2 separate regions of the Homo sapiens genome follow, and region 1 is linked to region 2. A link is an interaction called in ENCODE POLR2A ChIA-PET data of the cell type or tissue named here. Cell type or tissue: GM12878. All regions are shown on one strand. Each heading gives the region's core, and the rest is flanking DNA. Links, peaks and the distances in the headings are about the cores only.

The links. ChIA-PET counts read pairs that join two places held together with the same protein. Peaks named below come from ENCODE experiments on the same cell type or tissue, not always from the same donor. Only the 100,000 strongest peaks of a DNase experiment are listed, where the experiment ranks them.
Region 1: POLR2A ChIA-PET joins it to region 2 with 14 read pairs; 2 of 35 experiments call an interaction of 5 or more read pairs at or near these places.

The regions. Positions count from the first base shown.
Region 1 is chr2:24,580,282-24,592,333 of GRCh38, reverse strand. It overlaps NCOA1 (nuclear receptor coactivator 1), which reads right to left. Exons shown (of 23, transcript NM_003743.5): 3 at 7,774-7,858. Among named protein-coding and RNA genes, the nearest start is that of NCOA1, 95 kb to the right of the region's middle. RefSeq lists an enhancer at 5,594-5,643. In GM12878, for the core only: no CTCF peak of the experiment used is centred there; DNase peaks (open chromatin) are centred at 5,143 and 5,859; H3K4me3 peaks cover 587 bases; H3K27ac peaks cover 2,217 bases.
Region 2 is chr2:24,646,443-24,658,494 of GRCh38, reverse strand. All of the region lies in intron 4 of NCOA1 (nuclear receptor coactivator 1), which reads right to left. Among named protein-coding and RNA genes, the nearest start is that of PTRHD1, 140 kb to the left of the region's middle. In GM12878, for the core only: no CTCF peak of the experiment used is centred there; a DNase peak (open chromatin) is centred at 5,574; H3K27ac peaks cover 1,130 bases.

The DNA of each region.
Region 1 (12,052 bases), core at 1,936-9,935, 67 kb after region 2:
TCAAATAATATTCTCTTCACAAGGTCACTGAGTTTGCTTTACACAGAAGCTTACTTGGAAAAAAATTAAGAGCACAAGGTTGCTTAATAAGTATATGAATCTGAGCCTAACGGTACCTATTGTTTTAATATAAAGCTGCCTAAGTCATTCTTACCAATCTTTTTCAAAAAGTTTTCATCAAATGCTCGTCTTTTCAAACCCCTTAGCGACGTTTTCAGTTATTAAATAATTCATTCCTTTCACATTTGAGAACCTATCATGTTTCAGGCACTGTATGAGACACTGGATATATCACAATAAAGAAAACAGCTTTTATGGAGCTTATAAACTAATGGAGAAAAGAGACATTAAATACATGATTGCAAATTGTGTTAATGTGCTAGGAAGAAAAAAATAAAAGGTATTTACTGGGATTTCAAGAAAACTTTTTTTTAATTTTTAAAGAGATCAAATCCCCACAGCTATTGATGGTGGGTAATGGATACATAGAAATGGTGATGGATTCATCATACTCTCTACTTTTGTATATATTTATAAATTCTTAAAATAAAAATTTAAAAATGAGAGAAACAGGAAGAGACCTGAAAGATAAGTAGGTGTTAAAGAAGCAAAGCATGTCAGAGAAGAGTGTTCTCTAGGCCAATAGAAGAGTAGATGCATCAATTCAGAGAACTGGGGAGCTTGGCATATTAGAGGGATTGAAGGAAAGACTAAAAGATAGCCTGGCCTCTAGGAACTATTTTTTAAAAGCCCCACCAAAAACTAAAGAACTCTCACATCCACAAGCTACAGATGGCAGATATTCCAAATAGTAATAATGGAAGCTAACTTTTTGAGCCTTCACTAAACGCCAGGCAGTGTGCTAAGAGTTACTACACTTTATTTCATAGATGTCTTAGAACAATCTATAAGAAAGATACAATTTTTTCCTAGTTTGCAGGGGAGGAAACTAAGGCACAGAGAGATCAAGAAACTTGCCTAGAAATGTCTGATTGCAGAACCTGTACTTTTTCTTAACTACAACCATATATACTGCTTACCACATGTCCAGTTGACATTATTATTATGTTTTACTTAAGAGTTCTAAATTCTTGGTCCATTTCCACAATTAGCTTGGGCTTTGTGCTTAAATTATTTCTTGCTCATTTCACAAAATGGGATAGTAGATTATATATTAAGGTCTTCCTAACTTTTAATGTACCTTTCCAATTACATTACTATTTTTTATACCAGAAGTTTATACTTACAGTATTTTATAGATCATATGATATAATTTAGACAATTATCTAAATTTTGATAATTTATTAATCATTCAACAAATACTGGTCACCTTCATGACAGGTGCTCCACTAGGTGTTAGGAATACAGTAGTAAGCAAAATCGTTCAAAATCTCTGCCTGCATGCTATTTATAATTCAGTGAGAAGAGACAGACAATAAATAAAACAAATAAACAATACAGTATGTTAGAACATGGTAAGTCCTATGGAGAAAATAAATCAGGAAAGGAGCACAGGAATTGCTGATTTCCCCATGCCTATCATGAGCAGGAATTTGTTGGGCACTAGGGCAAATAAAGACAAGCAATGTCTGATTCCCTGCATTGAGCTGACTACAGTTTGGTAAACACAAATATGAGGAATTCTACAAAAGACAAATAAACAAAGTGCCATGGGTCCACACAGGGAAGAGCTACAAGGCAGAAGAAACTGAGTTGCAACCTGGATTTTACTCTTAAAAACTAAAAAGAAAAAAAATTTCCTAAAAAGAATGTGAGACATATTTATTAAATCCACATTTCAAAATTTTATAAAACCTTATTGATAAATATTTTGAGAAGATTTGAAAAAATAGAGACACACTATTTTCCTATTTGAGAAAACTATAATTAAAAATATCAAAGTTATAAGCTTAATACAAATCAAATAACTATAATATGTTTTAGAAGCATAATCTTGTAAGAGTCTCTACTACAATTAAAAAAGTAAATGTAAGAAAAGCCAAGGAAGTCTTGAGAAACGGGAGTACTGAGAGTAGATATGCTCTCATGATTATGAAAAGATACTGACATGCTTTTCTCATTTGCTTTTCCTTCCACTGACTTCCCTCCTATTCTATGAGTAGCATCCATATATTTGGTAAAGTTTAAAAATGAAAAGAGAAAGAAATAGTTAATATTTACCTTATGAATTAAAGAAAGAATTTTACACTAAGATAAAAGTTTTTGAAAGTCTGGTTTTCCCAAAGAAGGAATTTGTTAGACACTAATATTTTCTGGCCAAGATTGAAAAGAGTAGGATTATAGTTTCTTCCACAGTACAGAGCAGATATCCCTTCTGCTCATGACAGTCAGAACATGGGGCCTGTCAATTAGGGTAGAAAGATGATATAAATTAGAAAAAATATGAATTATAGCCCCAAACTCCTGATTCTGGATGAAGGATTGTGGGATTAAAAGGTGAGACAGAGACAGAAGATGCAAGTGACCAATACTCCCATCATCATCTTTCAGGCAGATGGGGCAGAAGAAAAGAATGTCTGATGGAGTAAGGAAATCTGGGAGCTAGAACAGTCAGCTTCACTTCCCACTAAGACTGTACAAAATGACTGCCTTCCAGGAACTTCCCTGACACGTGGCGCGTGTGCGCACAAACACACACACACTTTCATACACACACACACACACACACACACACACACACACCACCAACCTCTTTCCTCTCCCTATGCCTACTCAACAGAAGCTGGAGATAGCCACTCCAAAATATATGCACAGAAACACAGGAAGATTGAGAAGGAATGTGAGATCAGCTCTGGCATCTCCCTTATTTCTCATGTGCCATGGAAGAAGGTACATTTAGGAAATGTACCTTAGGAAACTTCTGTGTGCTCTAAAGTAGTACGGGAAAGGTAACTTAAGATACAGATTGACGACTTTGCCAGAGGGATAAAGTAATTCCATAGCAAGAGGCCTGGAAGAGAGAATACCAGGCTCAGGGGGCCAAGCCAGACTTCAGGCTATCTGTGACACCAGGAAAGATGGACAATGCATTCTAGGAGCAAAAAGAACAGGTCTCAGACAGTTCTGGTAGTACCTCAAACGATAGTTCTGGTAGTACCTCGGTGGCCACAATTCCAGGGAGAGACCAGTAAGAAACCAGAAAAGACAGTAGATAGATTGAGGGTCTTGGTGTGCTTCCACCACTACAAGGTCACACAAGCCAACCCATAAGTCTAGATTCTGTTGTGGGCACGTCTGAGGAAAGAGATAATATTTGAATGAGTAGTATCCAGAAGCTGAAATATCCAAACACAACTATTTAAATTATTGGATAAGACCCAGTTTACCAGATGGGAGTAAGTCTGGTACTCTTCTTCCGGCCATCCAGTGACCAGGGTTCATCAAAAGGAAGAGATAAGAAAAATAAAGAAGCTATATTTTCTTTGCACACCTGAGTATACATAAGGTGTGATCCTACTACAGATTTCATGATGATTATTATATCTGAGAATTCAACAGAAATACCTTGCACATTAGAAACCAATATCACCTTAAGATTAACAGTGGACATTCAATTAAGATGGCAGAGTGAGCCCATTCATCTACCTCTTCTCCTACTAAAGACCTGAGGTCAGAAGGGCCTGGGGGTGTGGGCAGGCCACAAAACGACTGAGTGAAAAAACACCAATGATGGCCAGTACAACTCTAAAGACAAGTAAGTGTCAGCCACAGCATTTATCATGAGTCTAAAGTCTTTGTCTGAGGGCTTATAGTGTGAACTTTGAAATGGAGATAATAGCAGGCTAAAGACAATCTCAACGGAGAGGGGGGAAAAAGGAAGGCAACTCAGAACTAATCAGAACTCTCCCTGCAGAAAAATTCCTTTCCAACAGCAGAAACCGAGGGACAGGGCCCCGCTATTAGCCTTGTCTCTGCAAGTGCATGATAAGAAAAATGAGTCCAGGAACAGTAGCTCACGGTTGTAATCCCAATGAGACTGAAGTGGGAGGATTGCTTGAGGCTGGGAGTTCCACACCAGCCTAGGCAACATACAGAGACTCCACCTCTACAAAAACAGAAAAATTAATGGGTATGGTGGCGAGCACCTGTAGTCCCAGCTACTCGGGAGGCTGAGGTGGAAAGTTTCCTAGATCTTGGGTGGTCAAGGATGCAGTGAGCCATGATCACACTACTGTGCTCCAGTCTGGGTGACAGAATGAGATCCTGTCTCCAAAGAGGGGAGGGGAGGGGAGGGAAAGCCCACCTCTCACTCACCACAGCAAGCGGGAAGCCAACTGCAGAGTCCCATGGTCAGCCATGATGCTCAGTGGGTAAGACAGTATTTTGTAAAGGGGAATAATGAGCTGTACAGAATTACACCAGTTTCCAAGATTTCAAGGGCTATCATTCAACTATCAGCATCAAAAGAATTTAAGGTGTTTATGTGCCCTACTCTAGACTTACTGAATCAGATTTTTGTCCATGGGACCAGGAATCTACATTTTACCTGGGCCGCCAAGCAATGGGTATATACATTCAAGTAAGACAACCACTGATTGTGACCTTTACTTGAAAATACTGTAAAGAAGAAAGCTAACAATCACTGGCCACTTAATAAAAACCAAGAGAGGCAATAAAGTGTAGAAGTAGAGACACAATGACCCAAAGAAAATACAGTAAGGCAACAAAAATAAATAAAATGTTCCTAACTTTATTGGTATCTTGAGAGAGATACAAGAGGCCAGTATATGCACAGAACAACAACAACAAAAATCTGTTCTTATAATAGTCAAGGAACAAGAAGAATTTTGGGAAAATCAAAACAAAAATTATTTTTAAAATGAAATAATGTGACTTTCAGTGAATGTCAAGATGGAATAAGCCCTTTACAGCCTATCTCCCTCACTAATTACAACTAAAAACTCTGGGCAGAATACTAAAAGCAACCTCTTGAAAACTGAAAAATAACAATGTCAGGTGCGTTGGAGAAGAAAGTCAAAATATGAAGAATAACCAATATGAAGGTGAGTTTACTATTTTTTTTTAATCCTTCCTTTATCTACCACTTTGACCTGAGGGTGGGCAGAGTCCCAGAATTAGGCAGCAGACACACATGGCAAAACTCCAGGAGAAACCCCCTCTTTCTAGTGGGTGTAAAACAAGCATCTGTGGGCTACAGTGTGTGGTTTGGAGCAGTACGAGGGGAGTTCCCAGTTTCTTTTTTTTTTTTTTCTTCTCTGCTGACTCTGCCTCAAAGCCAGTCTGTTATGAAGCTGCACTACTGAGGCAGCACATCTGAAAGCCTAAGAGAAACCTGTCCTTCTGTCCTGAGAAACGGGAAAGGGTCCAGGGTAGTAGGAAGAATATGGGAAGAATCTTCACTATGTATTTCTCTGGGGCAAAACAGTGGGGGAGGGTGACACTAAGACTCTAAGAGAAAGAATAACCCCTGCCACTAGTGAAAGGACTAGGAAAAGAGGCTCCTGGGAGCCAGACAGCATAAGGAAAGTCTCTGAGAGGACAGAGATCTAATTCCAAGTTGCATATGTGTAGAAAAAACATAAAGAAGTATAGCAAGCTGGCCAGGCATGGTGGCTCACGCCTGTAATCCCAACACTTTGGGAGGCCAAGGCAGGCAGACTGCCTGAGCCTAGAGTTTGAGAGCAGCCTTGGCAATGTGGTGAAACCCTGTCTATACAAAAACAAAAACAAAAAACAAAAATTAGCTGGGCATACTCTGGGGCTGAGGTGGAAGAGCTATGGAGGCAGAAGTTGCAGTGAGCTGAGATTGTGCCACTGTGCACCTGCGGTCCCAGCTGCTAGGAAGGCTGAGCTGGGAGAATCCCTTGAGCCTGATGGGTAGATGCTGCAGTGAGCCCAGATCATGCCACTGCACTCCAGCCTGAGCAAGAGAGGAAGATTTTTGTCTTAAACAAACAAACAAACAAACAAACAAAAAGCCTCAAGCAATTCTCACACCTCAGCCACCCAAGTAGCTGGGACCACAGGCGCACATCACCGGCCCAGCTAATTTTTTTTTTTTTTTTTTTTTTTTTTTGAGACCGAGTCTTGCTCTGTCGCCCAGGCTGAAGTGCAGTGGCACGATATCGGCTCTTTGCAAGCTCCGCCTCCTGGGTTCACACCATTCTCCTGCCTCAGCCCCCTGAGTAGCTGGGACTACAGGAGCCCGCCACCACGCCCAGCTAATGTTTTGTATTTTTAGTAGAGGCGGGTTTTTTCCATGTTGCCCAGGCTGGTCTCCAACTCCTGAGCTCAGGTGATCCACCCGCCTCAGCCTCCCAAAGTGATGGGATTACAGGCGTGAGCCACCGCCCCTGGCCCCAAATGAATCTTTAACTCAATGCAATCGTAATTAAAAATCCTTCATATGTTTACTTTTTAATTTGATGAATATATTCTCAAGTTAATTTGGAAAAATATCAAAGAATAAAACAGTTTTGAAAAACTAATAAAAGAGGACTTTAAAGCTACAATAACATTAAAAATACATCATAATTATGCTGTGACAGATAATTAGATCAAAGGAACATTAATAGAGACAAAGAAATATACGTGTATATGAAAATCTTACATTGGGTAAACTATACTTTGAAATCTTGGTAAAAATGAAACATTTACTAAATGCTATCAGAACTAATAATCTAGATTTCTACATATCATTTATAAAAATTATGAAAGATTAAATACTTAAAAATATTTAAAGAAGACGAAAGACCAATAGCCAATAAACATATGACAAAAGGAAGTCAAAAATCTGTAACTTAAGTGGCATTCCTTTTTTAATCTTTTAGATTGCCATTATGTTAAAAAAAAAATCTGTGAATGTGTCTGCATTCATTGAGATGTATGAAGCATTTGGAAATTTCTACACTAAAAAAAGAGAAAAAATGTAGAGGAAAAAGTAGATCTGAATACTTAAACATTTCAAAACTTCTATACATAAAAAAAATCACAAAGTAAAAAGGCAAACAGAAAGGGTAAATGTATTTGCACAAAACATGACAAATATTCTTAATATATTCAAAATTCATATATAATGCTACAAAAATTGGTAAGACTCCAATGGATAAGTGGATAGAGAACTCTAAATACAACAAAGAAACAAATTAAAATGAAATGCAATTATCTACATGCCAATTTAGCAAACACTAGGGTGGGGGAACACCCAATGGGATAATGTGGTGAAGCAGGCATGCTCACTTGCTGACAATGAGGAAAGGCTGACACAATCTTACTAAGGAGCAATTTGACATATTAAGAAGAAAGAACCTTAAAAAAAGCCAACAGTATTATTAAAATTTGGGAAAGTCTTCAATTCTAGCCTCACATTTGACAGCTGCATTACAGGAAAAGTCACATACCATTTTGAACACCGGTTTCTTCAATGTAAAATATCAATATCAGTCACTAATTCATAGAGTTGTAATATTTAAAAGAGAAACAAAGCCTGTAAAAACGTCTGAAATACTGCAAAGCACAGGGTTGCCCAATGGTCTGTGAACTTTAGGAAGTTTTCGAAGATCTTCAAACTCTGACTGAACATGTGTGAATGTTTGTGAAAAGATCTACACAGCTTTAAGCAGACTCTCAAAGGGGCCCTGATCCAAAAGAAAACTGAAAACCACTACAGGCATGGAAAATAAGAGAAGGAATTTTCTTCCCAGTGCCCAACTGTTGCCTGACACACTATAGGCCCAAATTAGGAATTCACTATAAAAATCCAGATAGTATTTAAGATGATATTCAACTTACCCTGTTAATTTCTAAGCCCCTCAGAGTAGTATTTAGTGATTTCTGAGGAGATTAACTCATTCTCTGATATAGCTGTAACTGGAACCTGAAATTAGGAAAACAGTAAGTCAATCAATTGGATCTACTTGGATCAATCACATGAAATTAATGCAGTCTACTTTGGAAAATGGGTGGGGGGAGCAGTAAATAAACTTAATATATTTAAAGTACTATTCTGAATTCATTAAGATATGCATAATTAATATATAAACTACACTGGGACATTTCTCTTGAAGCAAACAAAAACAAAATTGTATATATTTTAATAAAATGGAATATAGATAATTAACATTCTACAAAATACTTCTTTTTTATCATTTGAAAAATAATAGCTTTTTAAAAAATTGACATTTAGTAACTATATTTATGGGGTACGGTGATATTTCAATACATATATAGAATGTTTAATAATCAAATCAGGGTAATGGCATATCAATCACCTTAAACATTCATCATCTTTGTGTTAGGAACATTCAAAATCCTCTCTTCTAGATATTTAAAGATACAAACTAAATTCTTGTTAATGATAGTCACCCTACATTGCTACAGAACACCAGAACTTATTCTTATCTAACCTATAATTTTGTATCTGTTATCCAACCTCTCCCAATACCTGCCTCCCGATTATCCTTCCTGCCTTTATTAACCACAATTATCTCTCTACTTATACGTGCTCAAATTTTTTTAGCTCCCACAATATGAGTGAAAATGTGCTATATTTGTCTTTCTGTGTCTGACTTATTTAACTTAATATACAGTCCTCCAGGTTCATCCACATTGCTCCAAATGACAGGATTTCATTCTTCTTTATGGCTGAATAGTATTCCATTCTGTATATATATCATATTTTCTTTATCCATTCATCTGTTGATAGATATTTAGGTTGATTCCGTATCTTGGTTACTGTGATATGCTGCAATAAATATGGGAATATAGATATCTCTTCGACATACTGTTATCCTTTATGTTGGGTAAATACCTAGTAGTGGGATTGCTGAAACACATGGCAGTTATATTTTTAGTTTTGAGGAGTATCCACACTGGTTTGCATAATGGTGGTTCTAATTTATATTCCTACAAATAGTGTATGAGTGCCCTTTCCTCCACATCCTTGCCAGCATTTATTTTTTGTCTTGTTGATAATAGCCATTCTGAGGTGAAATAATCCTCATTATGGTTTTGATTTTCATTTCCCTAATGATTACTGAAGTTTAATATTTTTTCCATATATTTGTTGGCCTTTTGCATATTCCTTTTGAGAAATGTCTAGTCAGATCATTAGCCTATTTATTAACTGAATTATTGGCTTTTTGCTGTTGAGTTTCTTACTTATTTTTGATATTAATCTCTTATCAGAAGAATAGTTTGCAAATATTTTCTCCCATTCTTCAGGTCGTCTCTTTACCCTGTTGATTGTTTTCTCTGCTGTGAGGTTTTTTAGCTTGATATAATACCATTTGTCTATTGTTGCTTTTGTTGCACCTGTGCATTTGAAGTCTTAGCCAGGAAATCTTTGCCCAGATAAATATCCTGAAGCATTTCAGATTTTACATTTAAGTCTTAAACCATTTGGAGTTGATTTTTGTATACGATGAGAGATGAGGGTCTAGTTTCATTCTTCTGCATATCCAGTTTTCCCAGCCCCATTTATTGAAGAGGCTTGTCTTTTCCCGAATGTATGTTCTTGGTGCCTCTGTTAAAAATCAGTTGGCTATAAATATGTAGATTTATTTCTGGGTTCTCTTCTGCTCCATTGGTCTATGTGTCTGTTTTTATGCCAGTGCATGCTGTTTGGGTTACTACTGCTTTGCAGTATATTTTGAAGTCAGATAATGTGATGCCTCCAAGGTCCTCTCCCACCCCTCAGGAATTCTTTGCCTATTTGGGGTCGTCTGTGGTTTCATACAAATTTTAGGATCTTTTTTTCTATCTTTGTGAAGAATGTCATTGGTATTTTGATAGGGCTTGTGTTGAATCTGTACATTGCTTTGGGTAGTATGGTCATTTTGACAATATTAGCTCTTTGTTGATCCATGAACATGAAATATGTTTCCATTTTTTGTAGGACCTCTTCAATTTATTTCATCAGTGTTTTGTAGTTTTTATTGTAGAGATATTTCACCTCCTTGGTTAAATTTATTCCTAGGTGGGGTTTTTTTGTGGTTATTGTAAATAGAATTGCTTTCTTTTCCAGGCTAGTTCATTACTGATATATAGAAATGCTACTGATTTTTGTATGTTGATTTTGTATCCTACAACTTTACTGAATTCGTTTATCAATTTTAAAACTGATTAAAAAAAGTGGAGTTTCTAGGTTTTTCTATATATAAGATCATGTCATCTGCAAACAGAGACAATTTGACTTCCTCTTTTCCAATGTAGATGCCTTCTATTTCCTTCTCTTGCCTATTTGCTCTGGCTAAGACTTCCAGTACTATGTTGAATAAGAGTGATGAAAGTGGGCATCCTTGCCTTATTCCTTTCCTTAAAGGAAAAACTTTCAACTTTTCCCCATTCAGTATAATGTTAGCTGTGGGTTTGTCATATATGGCCTTTAACTGTATTGAGATATATTCCTTCTATGTCTAATTTGTTGAGAGATTTAGCATGAAGGGATGTTAAATTTTATCAAATGATTTTTTCTACATCTTTTGGGTGATCATATGATTTTGTACTTCATTCTGTTGATATGATGAATCACTTTTATTGATTTGCATATGTTGAACCATTCCTAGGATAAATCCCACTTAGGCATGGTGTGTGATCTTTTTGATGTGCTGTTGGATTCAGTTTGCTAGTATTTCATTGAGGATTTTTGCATCTGTGTTTATCAGGAATATTGGCCTGTAGTTTTCTGTTTCTGTTACATGTTATCACCTTGGAGCTGAAGAAGCTGGCAGCCCGAAAAAACCCATAGGCCCAGACTCCCCCCAAAACCAACCAGCCAAACAAAACAAAATCCTGTTCTCTCCAGGCAAAGAATAAGGAAAGAGACAATCCAGACAGAGCACATTATACCTAGCCAAACATCACCAAAAACACAAAAACAGAAGTAAAAAACAACTCTGTGCCTGTAGCTCCCACTCCCACCAGCAAAGGTGAAGTAGGGAGCCTAGATGTCTGCTCTCCTCCGGCTGTAATAAGGCACTCAATTCTCCCCACAATGGTGATGTCAGAGAAGGCCAGTAGGGAGCCAGTCCCTGCCACGTGATAATGAGACCTCCTTTTCCACAGTGTCAGTGAAGACCACATGGAGAGCTTGGACCTTCACCTAGTAGTAACAAGGTACCCTTCTCTCTTTCTGCCACAGGCTGTTTTTGGAGAAGCCTAGCAGAGTCAGGCCTTTCACCATCACACAGTAAAGAGACTATCACCCTGTGGAGGATATGTGGGGAACCATAATGACACATTCCTGCCCCTCCCAGCCAGGGAGAAATCAATGTGGGCAAGAACTCCCATCCATGACCAGCAGTAACAAAGAATCTCTCCCTAAATTGAGTGTCAAGAGAGGCAAAGTAGAGAACCTGGACTTGTATCCCCACAGGAAAGTAATGAGGCTTCCCTCCTTCTCATGCGGGGGCAGGGCCAGAGAAAGCCAACTAAATCAGAACATTTAAATAAGACCCAGAGTGTCAGCATGTAATACTAAAAATGTCCAGGTATCAAATAAAAATCACTCATCATACCAAGATCCAGGAATATCTCAAACAGAATGAAAAAAGGCAATCCACAGATGCCAATACCAAGATGATGGAGGTGTTAAAATTATCTGAAAAACATGTTTAAGCAGCTGTCACAAAAATGACTCAAGGAGCCATTACAGACATACTTGAAACAACAAAATAACTGAGAGTCTCAAAAACAAAGCAAGATATAAAGAACATACTGCAAAGAAAGAAAAGATATAAAGAAGAACCAAATGGAAATTTCAGAACTGAAAAATAGGTAAAACAAAAGATGTAATGGATGGATGCAACAGTAGAATGGAAGGGACAGAGGAAAGAATCACTGAACCAAAATATAGAACAATAGATACTATCCAGTCTAAACAACAGAGAAAAAATAGCCTGAAAACAAATAATTAGAGCCTCAAGACCTAACAAAAGATCTAACGCTAACAAAAGATCAAGCTCTAACAAAAGATCTACCTTCTGCCATGGAATCCAACAAGGAGAGAAGAAAGTGGGCTGGGCTGAAAAAGTGCTCTAAGAAAAAAACCAGACAATTTTCCATGTTTGGC
Region 2 (12,052 bases), core at 1,517-9,516:
GTCATCAGATAGTGTTTCTATACTTTCTTTTCTACATCTGTAAAATAAAATTAATAATCCTTTGTGAAATTGTTACAACCAATTAGGATGAAAACATGGTTAGAATAATTAAATAGATACTGAGATTTTTTTTTCCAAAGAGAAAATAATCATTTTCACGTGTAAATGTAGAAGCCGAATGTTGAACTGGAGTCAGAGAAATTATTCTTTGCATTTATTATTTAGAAGCTGCTTTTCAAAAGAATTTAAAATAACTTTCACTCATAAGGTTTGGGATTTTATATTGATAGGAAGATAAATAGTACATACATAATTAAGTTAAAGTGATAAACTAGATTTAGATTTTGAATTGTACGCTGTGAGTTCTATACTCCTAACCTTTTGTTTATGTAGTCAGGCAACAAAGATCAAATGTTTAGTCTATGTTAGGATCTTGGTATAGATCCCAGAGAACACAAAGTCATTCCGCCTAGCACACCAGCCAGGTCTCTCACATGTTGCACCAGTTAGCAACTGCACTTAAAGATCCCTGCTGATCTGTCCCTCATCAACCATTATTCTCCATATAATCCCTAATGAAACTCAGAATCCTATCCTTGGTCTTACAATCATCACTACCTTTTGGATTTTATTAGTGCCAAACAACACACTTCACCATTCTCTTTTACTCCATCTACCCTTATAAAAGGAAAGAAAATTCTTGTTAAATGGGAGAACCTTTAGCTTTTCCTTAAATTCTAAATTATTAAACTACAGCACTGTATGTTAGCAGCCATACTGAAAAACTTTATTATAAAGAATGCTGAGAATCTCTCACATGGCTTTAACTGGTATGTCTGAGTAAACCCTTTTCTCTAGTCTTAAAACTGACTCTGCTTCTAGCCCTTTTCTGAAGATTAATGACTGTCATATTTTTTGGTGTACAAATAATCCCTAACATTTTAATCATGAACTTATTATTTCATGCAACCAAAAAGGCACATTTTCAATTTCTCCATATTAGAAGTGCTATTTATGAAAATTTCCAACTCTTAGGATCATAATTTTACAATTTTTTATTCTTCTCTTTTACTCATTTCTAACTGGCATTCAGATCCTGCTAATTTTTCCTTAACAAGATTGTCTCTTCCTTCTTCATTCCCAGATACAGTTATAATCCTCATTTGGAACCAAATACCTAATTGTAGATTAATGCAAGATCCTTTAATCTTGCTTCTCAATTCTAGTCATTCTCACTTCTAATCTGTCCTATAAACAGCAGCAAAAGCATCCCTGCTTAAGTATCATTTTCAAGGTCTCATTTCCCTGATAAGGAGTCAACTAGATTTGCCTACTGCAACATGGTAGTTAAAAGGATGGGCTTCCGTGCCGGGAAGAAATGAAGAGAAAAGGGAACTCGTATACATTTTTAGTGGGAATGTAAATTAGCGTAGCCATTTGGAAAAGAGCATGGAGGTTCTTCAAAAAACTAAAAATAGAACTACTATATATCTGATACAGCAATCCTACAAATATGCATATGTCCAAAGGAAATGAAATCAGTATGTTGAAGAGATATGTGCACTCCAATATTTATGTGGCAGTATTCACAATAAGCCAACATATGAAATCAACCTAAGTGTCCATCAACAGATATATGGGTAAAGAAAATGTGGTATATATACACAGTGAAATATACCAGACAGCCACAAAAAAGAATGAAATCTTGTTATTCATGGCAACATGGACAAACTTGGAGGGCATCATGCTAGGTGAAATAAGCCAGCCACAGGACAAACACTGCATATTCTCACTCATGTGTAAACTAAAGAAGTTAATCTCATAGAAGTAGATAGCAGAATAGTGGTTACTAGAGGCTGGGAAGGATGTGAGGAGGAGAGGATAGCCAGAGGTTGTTTAACAGATCCAAAAGTATAGCTAAATATGAGAAATTAGTTCTAGTGTTCTATAGCATTGTAGGTAACTATAATTAACAACAATTTATTTTCGAATAGCAAAAAGAGTAGATTTTGAATGTTCCCAATGCGAAGAAATGAAAAATGATTGACGTGAGGGACATGCTAATTACTCTGATTTGATCACACACATTGTACACATGTATCAAAGTATCACACTGTACCCTATAAATATGTTCAATTATTATGCAACAATTAAAAATAATAATAAAAGCAAAAACAAAACAAAACAAAAAACCAGCATGGGCTTTGGGGCCAGAAAAACTTTGTTTAAATCCTGGATTAAACACTACCTGCCTGTCCTTGGGCAAAGTCTCTCTATAAACCTATTTCCTTCTCATGTATTTCTTGTCTCAGTTGGTACACTGCAGTCATTCTAGCCTCTTCTCTCATATCCTGCATGCAAGCAAATGTCAGTTTTTACTTCTTCCTTTTTTTTTTTTTTTTTTTTTGAGACGGAGTCTCGCTCTGTCGCCCAGGCTGGAGTGCAGTGGCGGGATCTCAGCTCACTGCAAGCTCCGCCTCCCGGGTTCACGCCATTCTCCTGCCTCAGCCTCCCGAGTAGCTGGGACTACAGGCACCTGCCACCATGCCCGGCTAATTTTTTGTATTTTTAGTAGAGATGGGGTTTCACCATGTTAGCCAGGATGGTCTCGATCTCCTGACCTAGTGATCTGCCCACCTCGGCCTCCCAAAGTGCTGGGATTACAGGCGTGAGCCACCATGCCCGGCCATTACTTCTTAAATATTTCCAAAATCCATCCTTTCTTCATATTCTCCTTTACCAAGATCTCAATTCAGGTTCTCATTTAACTCTTTTGCTGGACTACTAAAATAGCTTCCCAAATAGCTTCTCCCTGTTTCCGGTCTTGTCCTCCTTAAGTTTATCCTCTGCAGACCCACCAGAGTAGGCTACCAAGTGTATATCTAATCATGTCAATCTCTTACTTAAAACCCTTCACTAAATCCTCAATGCCCATAGGACAACATCCAATCTCCTAAACATAATATATAAAGTTTGCATCTGCTCTCACCTATTGTGTGAGTCTATTATAGGATCTGGTGAATGAATTACTAAATGACAGTCCAATCAAGTGTTCATAGATTATATATGCCATGTATTATGTATTGCATATTACTATATGATCTACATATAAATAAAATTATGTTATATATATCATCTGTATATACAAGCATATAGATTATATATGTTAACTTTAGTTTCAACTTCAAGAAAAGACTTTAAAAATAAAATCCTTGGTAATATGTACTCAGCAAAGGTAAATATTAGACAAAAAGGTAAATACTAGCCAAAAAACTTTAAATTGATCTCAGTGTGGGAGAAGACCAATTTAAATTAGCTGCAAATATTTACTGAGCTCTTACCATATGCCAACCTCTGTTCTACGCACTAGAGATAGAGCAGTGAATAAAATTTACAAAATAACTGTCCTCATTAAGTTTCATTCTATTGTGACAGAGACAACAACACATAAAATTAAAAAGTAAGTTATAATACTTACTCTGGAGAAAAATAAAGCAAAAACAGAGGCTTAGGTATGTGGAAGTGGAAGGGAAGCAAGTAAGGTAATTAGGAAAGGATTCACTGAAAAAGTGAGAGATATGAACAAAGGTAAGAAGGGGGTAAGGGAGAGACAGCCAAGAGAATGATAAATGGAAGAAGGGTGCTTCTGGCAAGGGGAGGTAGAAGGACCTTAAAGCAGGAGCATAACTGCTTTTTGAGAAACATGAAAGAGGTGAGCATGGCTAGAACCTGGGGGATGGGGGAGTAAGTGACGAGTTCAGAGAGATAATAGGAGGCTATACCATGTAAGGTCTTAAAAGTCATTGCAAGGACTAAGTCCCAGTGACTGAGGCAGTCACTGGAGGATTAACAACAGAAGGATGATAGGATTTGACTTTTATTCTAAGACTTCCTCTGTGAAGAGTAAGTACAATCTTTCTCATCTTAGTAATCCGGTATCTGAATGTCCACAATCTTTCTCATCTTAGTAATTTGGTATCTGAATGTCCACTTGTTAACTGGATGTTTTCATTTGGATATCCCACTGTCACCTCAAATTAAACATGTATAAAAAATGATATACTTTTAAATTTCAGATTTCTGTTAATGATAAATGAGATGAACTGCATTACAGATTAATGTCTTAAAAAACAATTTATTAAACCTTCTATGGGGGTGACTGGAGAGGAAGGAACACACAATAAGGAAAATATAGAAGCCTAGTTGGCCTTTGCAAAATTTACAATTTAATATGAACAACCCCAATGCAAGGCAAATATACCAGACTTGCAACAGCCACCACAAAACAAAGTCAAAAGACCAACATGGTTTTGTTACCATCCATTCTAAAACTCAAACACAAAATAAAAATAATCAGTCCATTGTATTACTGGAACTAACAAAATATACACCTTGTTTTCCTGCAGAGATTCACAGAAGCATAAATAAGATTAACCAAAGTTCACATAAGTAAAGAAGTCATATAATTTCATATAAATAAAATGTATTTTAAAATTTAGTAATACAAAAATGAAATAATGCAATAAATTTGTAATAATGAAGCATCAATTCTAAACTTTTCTACAAAAGTAGAAACAAAAGAGAGAAGAAAATGCTGAACAAGGAAGTTGAAAGACATGACTTTAGAATTTGCCCAATTCAAAAGAAAAGAGTTGGCTAACGCTTACTTCATGTTCAGGGGCCATTTTTTGTTTCCTTAGCTGCTCATCTTTTCGGCCTCCAATGAAATTAGGTTATGTCCATCTAAGAATTTATCCATCTGAAATTCTACTTGTTCTCAAAATAATCCTGGGCCTATGTTTTTTTATTACAATGTGCTATAAGTTACAATTATTTTGTCTCCCTTTTGGGATTGTGAACTCAAAGCCAGTTATTAGATCTTTTTATTGTATATCCAATATCTAACACAATACCTAAAGGATAGAGAAACTAAATAAATAGGTGATGAATTAAAAACAATTAACCTATCTTACTAATACAACATTTAAGATTTCTAAAACAAAGATATTTAATTTGTATGGTTAAATATTTTCTGAAATATTTTTAAAATCTTTGAAATTATTTCTTATAATTGAGAAACATGAAATTTCTTAAAATCCTTATTGTCTTTCAATGGGAAAAAAACAGCAAACTGCCTTCTTGGTCTAGAAATTAGGGAATATTCTAATTTTGAAAAAGTAAAGATCTATTATTTTGTAAAAAAACAACCCGTGATATTTCACAGTACTACAAACCCAAGCCATGCTGCAGTTACATGATCTGAATAATACAATCTCACAGATTGAATAATTTTGAGTAATAAATACCTCTGGATCTAAAGCAAGATTCCCATATGTACTACCCTTAGACTACTAGCTGGAGATTCACAACTGCTATATCTGAGATTCTGGGGCTAGGGAGAGCAAACAACAAACAACAGCAGCCAGACAGGCTGGCCTACTGAAATAAGAGCCAAGAGCTGAAGAGCTATGAGACAGTCACCCATAATTTGCTGATAGTATGATTCTGGTATTAACTGCTTCCTGTTTACAAAACACAATAAACAAGGCAATGTAAAACTTCTCATGAGGAAAAACTATTACAGTTGTATTTATGTGAAATGGCTTTGTATTTCGCAGTCAGGGTACTTAAATAAGAATCATTAAGAAAATAAATGCTGGTTTCAGGAAACCAATTTGCATATCACTATTTAAAAAGAGGTAAGGTTTCTAAGTAAAAGTACCCTGTTGATTTAAAAAGAGTTGCTAAATTATACCCAATCTTATGCAATCTCTAGAGAGTAGTTTTAGGAACTAGAAACTACATTTATCTCTGTTCAAATGTACCAGACTAAACCAAACAGGTGAAGGCTAAAGAAATAGAACTGTGCCTTATAATTCAGTTGAATTTAAATTTCTACATAAGAAATCTGTCATTCATTTCTTGGATTTAGCTGAGAACTGCATAATTTTAAAAAGTCCCTGCCAATTAGTTAATAAACATTTCTAATAATATATTTAAAAATGCTTAGCAGGCAGTTAGCACGAAGAAGCATTTATATATAGTGAGAAGGATACTCTGAGAGCTAAATATCCCCAAGTTAATAGTTGTATGAAGGGCATCACACAGGAAAAACATGATAAATAGAGATCTGAACTAGGTAATTTCCAAAAAAATGTTTCTCAAACTGGAGTCCTAAGACACGTAAGGGTCTTTGAAACAAGTTTTCATTTTAGCTGTTCATTTCAATGACAACCAAAATCTTTCTCATGTGGTAAGGAAGGATAGGGACTTCAGGATTTTCACTGCCTTTTTAATAATTGAATAATATTCTATTGTTTGGAGATGCCATATTTTGTTTATCCATTCACCAGTGGATGGATATTTAGGTAGTTTTCACTTTTTGAATATTATCAGTAATGCTGCTGTGAACATTTATGTACAAGTTTTTATGTGGCCATGTTTTTAATTCTCTTGAGTATTTAACTAGGAGTGGAACTGTTAGGTTATACAGTAACTCTTTAACTTTTTGAGGAATTATCAAAGCCAGTTTTCCACAGTAACTACACCATTTAAAATTCCCACCAGTAATGTACAAGGGTTCCAGTTTTCCACAACCTCACCAAATAAAGAGTTATTTCCTGTCTTTAAAAAATTACAGCCATCCTTGAGGGTGTGAAATGGTATCTCATGGTTTTGATTTCTATTTCCCTAATCACTAATGACACCAAGCATCTTTTCTTGCACTCATTGGCCATTTGTATGTCTTATTTGGAGATGTGTCTATTCAGCTCCTTTGCCTATTTTTTAAAAACTAAATTTTACTGTGTATATTTATGATTTACAACATGATGTCATGAGATGAGGATATGTAGTAAAATGGTTATTATATATATTATGATGGTTATATTATTATTGTAAATGAACAAATGAACATATCCATCATCTCCCATAGTTACCCATTTTTCCCCACTATGGCAATGTTTTATTCTCTATCTCTGTATATTTGCCTTTGTTTTTAAAGATGCCTCATGTAAATGAGATTATGCAATATTCTTCTTTCTGTGTCTGACTTATTTCACTTAGCAAAATGTCCTCCAGGCTCACCTATGTTGTGGCAAATGGCAGGATCTCCTCCTTTTTAATGGCTGAATAATATTCCATTGCATATATATATTACAACTTCTTTATCTATTTGTCCACTGAGCAACCCCTAGGTTGTTTCCATGTCTCAGCTATTGTGAATAATGCTGCAATGAACATGGGAGTGCAGACAGCTTTATGAGCTGATTTCATCTCTTTTGGGTATATACCCAGAAAAGGTATTGCTGGGTCATATGTTAATTCTGAGTCATATGTTAATTTCCTTAGGAGTATCTATACTGTTTTTCATAATGGCTGCTCCATTCTAAGTTCCCATCAAAAGGGTACATGGGTTCCCTTTTCTCAACACCTTTGCCAATACTTGTTATCTTTTGTCTTTTTGATACAGGTTGAGCATCCCAAATCTAAAAATCCCAAACCTAAAATGATCCAAAATCCAAAAATTTTTGAATGCCAACATAACACTCAAAGGAAATGCTCATTGGAGCATTCTGCATTTCAGATTTTCGATGCTCAACTGGTAAGTATAATGCAAATATTCTAAAATCCATAAAAATCCAAAATATCAAACAATCCTGGTCCCCCAAACATTTTTGATAAGGGATACTCAACTTGTAACAGCTATCCTAATAGCTGGTAGATGTGAGGTGATAAAGTGGCTTTTACTTACATTTCCTTGATCATTTTATGATGTTGAGCAACTTTCATATACTTGTTGGCCATTTTTATGTCATCCTTAAAGAAATATCTTTTCAGGTCCTTTGCCTGATCTTTATCTGGGTTATATGTTTTCTTGCTATTGAGTTGTAGGATTTTGGGTTGGGTTTAACTTGTCTTTTTATTGAGTCATAAGAGTGCTTTACATTCGGGGTATTAGACCCCTATCAGATATATGACTTACAGATGATTTTCTCCAATTCTGTGGTTTCTCTTTTCATTTTCTTTACAGTATTCTTTAATGAACAAAAGTTTTTAATTTTAATGAAGTCCAACTTATCTACTTTTTCTTCTTTAATAGGTCCAATGTCTGGCCCCCTTAGGGACAGATACTACTGATTGTTATTTTTCCTGTATATGGGCCAAATATTTTTGTTTCTTTGCATGCCTCCTAATTTTTGTTGAATACTAGATATTTTGAAGCTAATTGAATGGGTAGGGATTTCCTGAAATCCCTGGAAACAAAAGTTCTCTCAAAATCCACAATGCCAGGGCCCAAATTGAGATGGTAGTTATCCTTGGCCCAGAGAAGAGACCCTGCTCCCCTAAGCTTCTACCATAAATCACTGCCAACGTTCTTAACCATTATGGCCAAGAATAAAAAGCAAAATCAAATAAATGGATTCAAAGCAATCAATGAATTCTTAAAAATCAAAACACCATTTAATCTTATTTCATATTCTACTATAAAATACTAGATTTTTCTTATAGTGCTTTTTGTAAAAGAGAATCCTGTGCAGTCTTTTAAATTTATTATGCTAATAATAAAGACATTATCAAGGATTTGGTAACTTGCCCTCTAAATGTATCTTAATGTTTGAAACAATATATTTAATACGTCTGTGTTTACCACTAAAAGCTTATTCCACAGACTAAGCGACAATGCTTTTTTTCTTTGCATTAATTTTTCTAAATACAAATAAGTTTGAAAAAAGAAAAGTTTATTTTGTTTTCTATTAACAAATACATAGAAAAAGGAAAACCAAATTAGTTTTAAAACCTAATATTTTCCTCATATTGGCTTCATTTAAAATTTAATTTTAAGATGAAGAATAAACATTTGCCTTATTAAAATATTCCTAGTATATTCACGACTGAGGGAAAATAGCATTGTATCACATATTTGTGGCAGCTATCTTATTAGAACAAATTAGCAAAATAACTCAACATTTCCTTATGAAACTATGAATCCAGTTATCTTAAGAGTGACATAGAGTTATGCAGGTATACTGCACATGTCTTCCAAAATCCACTTTAATTTGTGTTGGTATTTCTTGAGGAAAAATCAGTCGTCCTAACTATAGCTATCTTCAGCTGGTATAAACAAGAATATAAGTATTTAATATTTACTTGCAGGCGTACAAAAGAGTTTTATAAGAGTTTAGCAGAAGCAGCCTTAAAAAAGTAAATGATCATTTTGCTTTGTCATTTGCACAGACAAAACTGAGTGATAAAAATTTCAGTGTTGCTGGGTGCAGTAACATGTGTCTATAATCCCAACTACTCAGGAGTCTGAGGTGGGAGAATTGTTTGAGCCAGGAATTCAAGTGTGGTCTTGGCTACACAGACAGACTATGTCTCTTTTTAAAAAAATAAAATAAATAAATAAAAATTAAAAAAAATTTTAAATGTCTGCCTCTTTTTACTAACCTCTTTCAGAGATTCAGATAATAGTGGGCAGAAAAACAGCTAGAAGCCAGAACCAAAAGAAAATGAAGATCTGCATTAGATACAGATAATCCACAAATGATTATCCAAAATCAAATAACTACATTTACACAAAAAATTACTTCAATATCTAAAATAAAGAATTCAGTCCCAGATCAGAAGCTATTCAATTTTGATCAACTATTTTAGAAACCCATTTCAGAATACAGTATAGTTAAATATATATATCTACACCAATAAAAGAAAAATAAATACACTAAAATCTGTTCTTTAATGGTATATGGTAGAAGAAGTACCAAAGTCATAGAGCCAAATGAGTCAAAATAATTGACCAAAATAATGGAATTGTATTTTGAGGGTGTTATAAAATGATTAAGTCAGACAAACCTCCGGTTAACTTCAGGGTCACCCTCCCAACCTGAAAGGGAAAGGGCACAGATAAAATCACAATATGAGGGCTGGGTGCAGTTGCTCACGCCTGTAATCCCAGCGCTTCAGGAGGCCAAGGCGGGTGGATCATGAGGTCAGGAGTTCGAGATCAGCCTGGCCAACATGGTGAAACTCCGTCTCTACTAAAAATACAAAAATTAGCCAGGTGTGGTGGCGGATGCCTGTAATCCCAGCTACTTGGAAGGCTGAGGAAGAGAACTGCTTGAACCCGGGAGGCGGAGGATGCAGTGAGCTGAGACTGCATCACTGCACTCCAGCCTGGGCGACACAGTGAGACACCGTCTCAAAAAAAAAAAATCACAATATGAGCCAATCTTCACTGACCACATTTATAGAAAAGATATGCATTTTGTAAAGTCCAGCTTAAAACCTAAGTCATCTTACTTGATTCATTTATATTCGGCAATATTTTATTGATATCCACTGAAAAATGAAAAAAAAAATCCCAAGCATTTCATGTAAATGGCTGGTTAAATAGCATCAATATCCTCTTAATGCTAACACTAAATGTGGCTAGCTATATTCCTTCTGCTGCAACGACCAGCTAAAGACTAACTTGGAACAAGTGAAACTCAAATTCCATTTTCCGGGGTTCTCAATAGAATAATAATTATGATAACAAACAGAATAATAACAATAAAAAGAATGCTCACACATTTTAAACTGGAGATGCAGACTTTTAAATTTTTAGAATAAGGACCCCTGCAATTGTCACCCAGTACAGTACTTCTCAAATATTTCGACTATAGGCCACTTCAGTGGTATAAGCATGCTTACCCTTCCAGTTGCCACTTTCACATTATAAAGTCAATAGTAACAAATAATTTGAGAGAAACAAAATAATAAAAAGTTTACAAGTTAAAATGTAAGCCCATTAATATGCATCTAAAGGATATGACATTATATATATATTGAGCATGTAATATATGTTTTATATGCATTAATTCACTTATTTCTCACAACTGCCCTATGAAGTATACATTATTATTTCCATTTTGACAGTTTTATCATACTAATAAATTATGCTCTGATGATGATGATAATGAATACTAACACTTATGTAAGATTTACCATGTGCCTATCACTGTTCTAAGCACCTAACCTATGTTAATTAATTCCCTCATAAACCTTACTAACTCATTTACTCATAAAACATCAGGTAGGTAATATTATAATCCATGTTAGTGACGAGAAAACTGAGGCATGGACAAGTTACTTAATCTGCTCAACAACTTAAGCGGCAGAGGAAGAAATCGGTCTTAGGTAATCTGGTTCCAGAATTTGCATACGCTTTAAGTTATATCACTAACCTACAGTCACATAACTAATAAATAGAAAACCCATCAATATAGCCCCAATCTTTTGCTTTGGCCTCCACATCAAAATATTTCCTTAATATATCCAGTAAGAGCCTTACAGAAAAGGTGACATTAAAATATACCACATCTAAAAACTAGGTAGTATACAAGGTACTCAAACATATAAACAAAGAATCTTTTCTATCCTTAGTCCAAACATCACATGAAAATAAAGTTATTCATATAGCGAATCGTGACTTACCTTCTATCATACGTTATAATATAAAACCAATTATTTCTTATAAGATGTCAAGGACTTTAAAATAAAATGCACTGTTCAATCAAAATCAAAAGTTCTGCTTTTGCAAACCCTAATTTTTGTTCCAAAGTTTATAAATCTTGGGTCCTACAATTTGTGTGTGTGTGTATGTGTGTATAATTCCTTTCAATAACACCTAAATTATCTTAGTGATTCTAGTTTCTAGATTTCCTTTGTTCCAACAGACTTTATCCTGAAAACTCTTTGTAGACTTTGTTATTTAAGATAACCTTTTCATTAAAAAAAAAAAAAAGAAAGAAGAAAAAAGAAAAATCCATGAATCTCCATCCCCTATCACAGCCTTTTTAGGAAGGAAATAGGTGGAAACAGACAATCCTGAAATGAGGACCATTGTACAAAATAGCTGACCTGTACTCTTCTCCAATGTCACTATCATGGAAGGCCCTACTATGAAAAACAAAGAAAAGCTAATAAACTATTCCAGGTTAAAGGAAACCAAACAAATGTGACAACTATGCAATCTATGATTGTGAATCAGACAAATGGTAAAATTTTA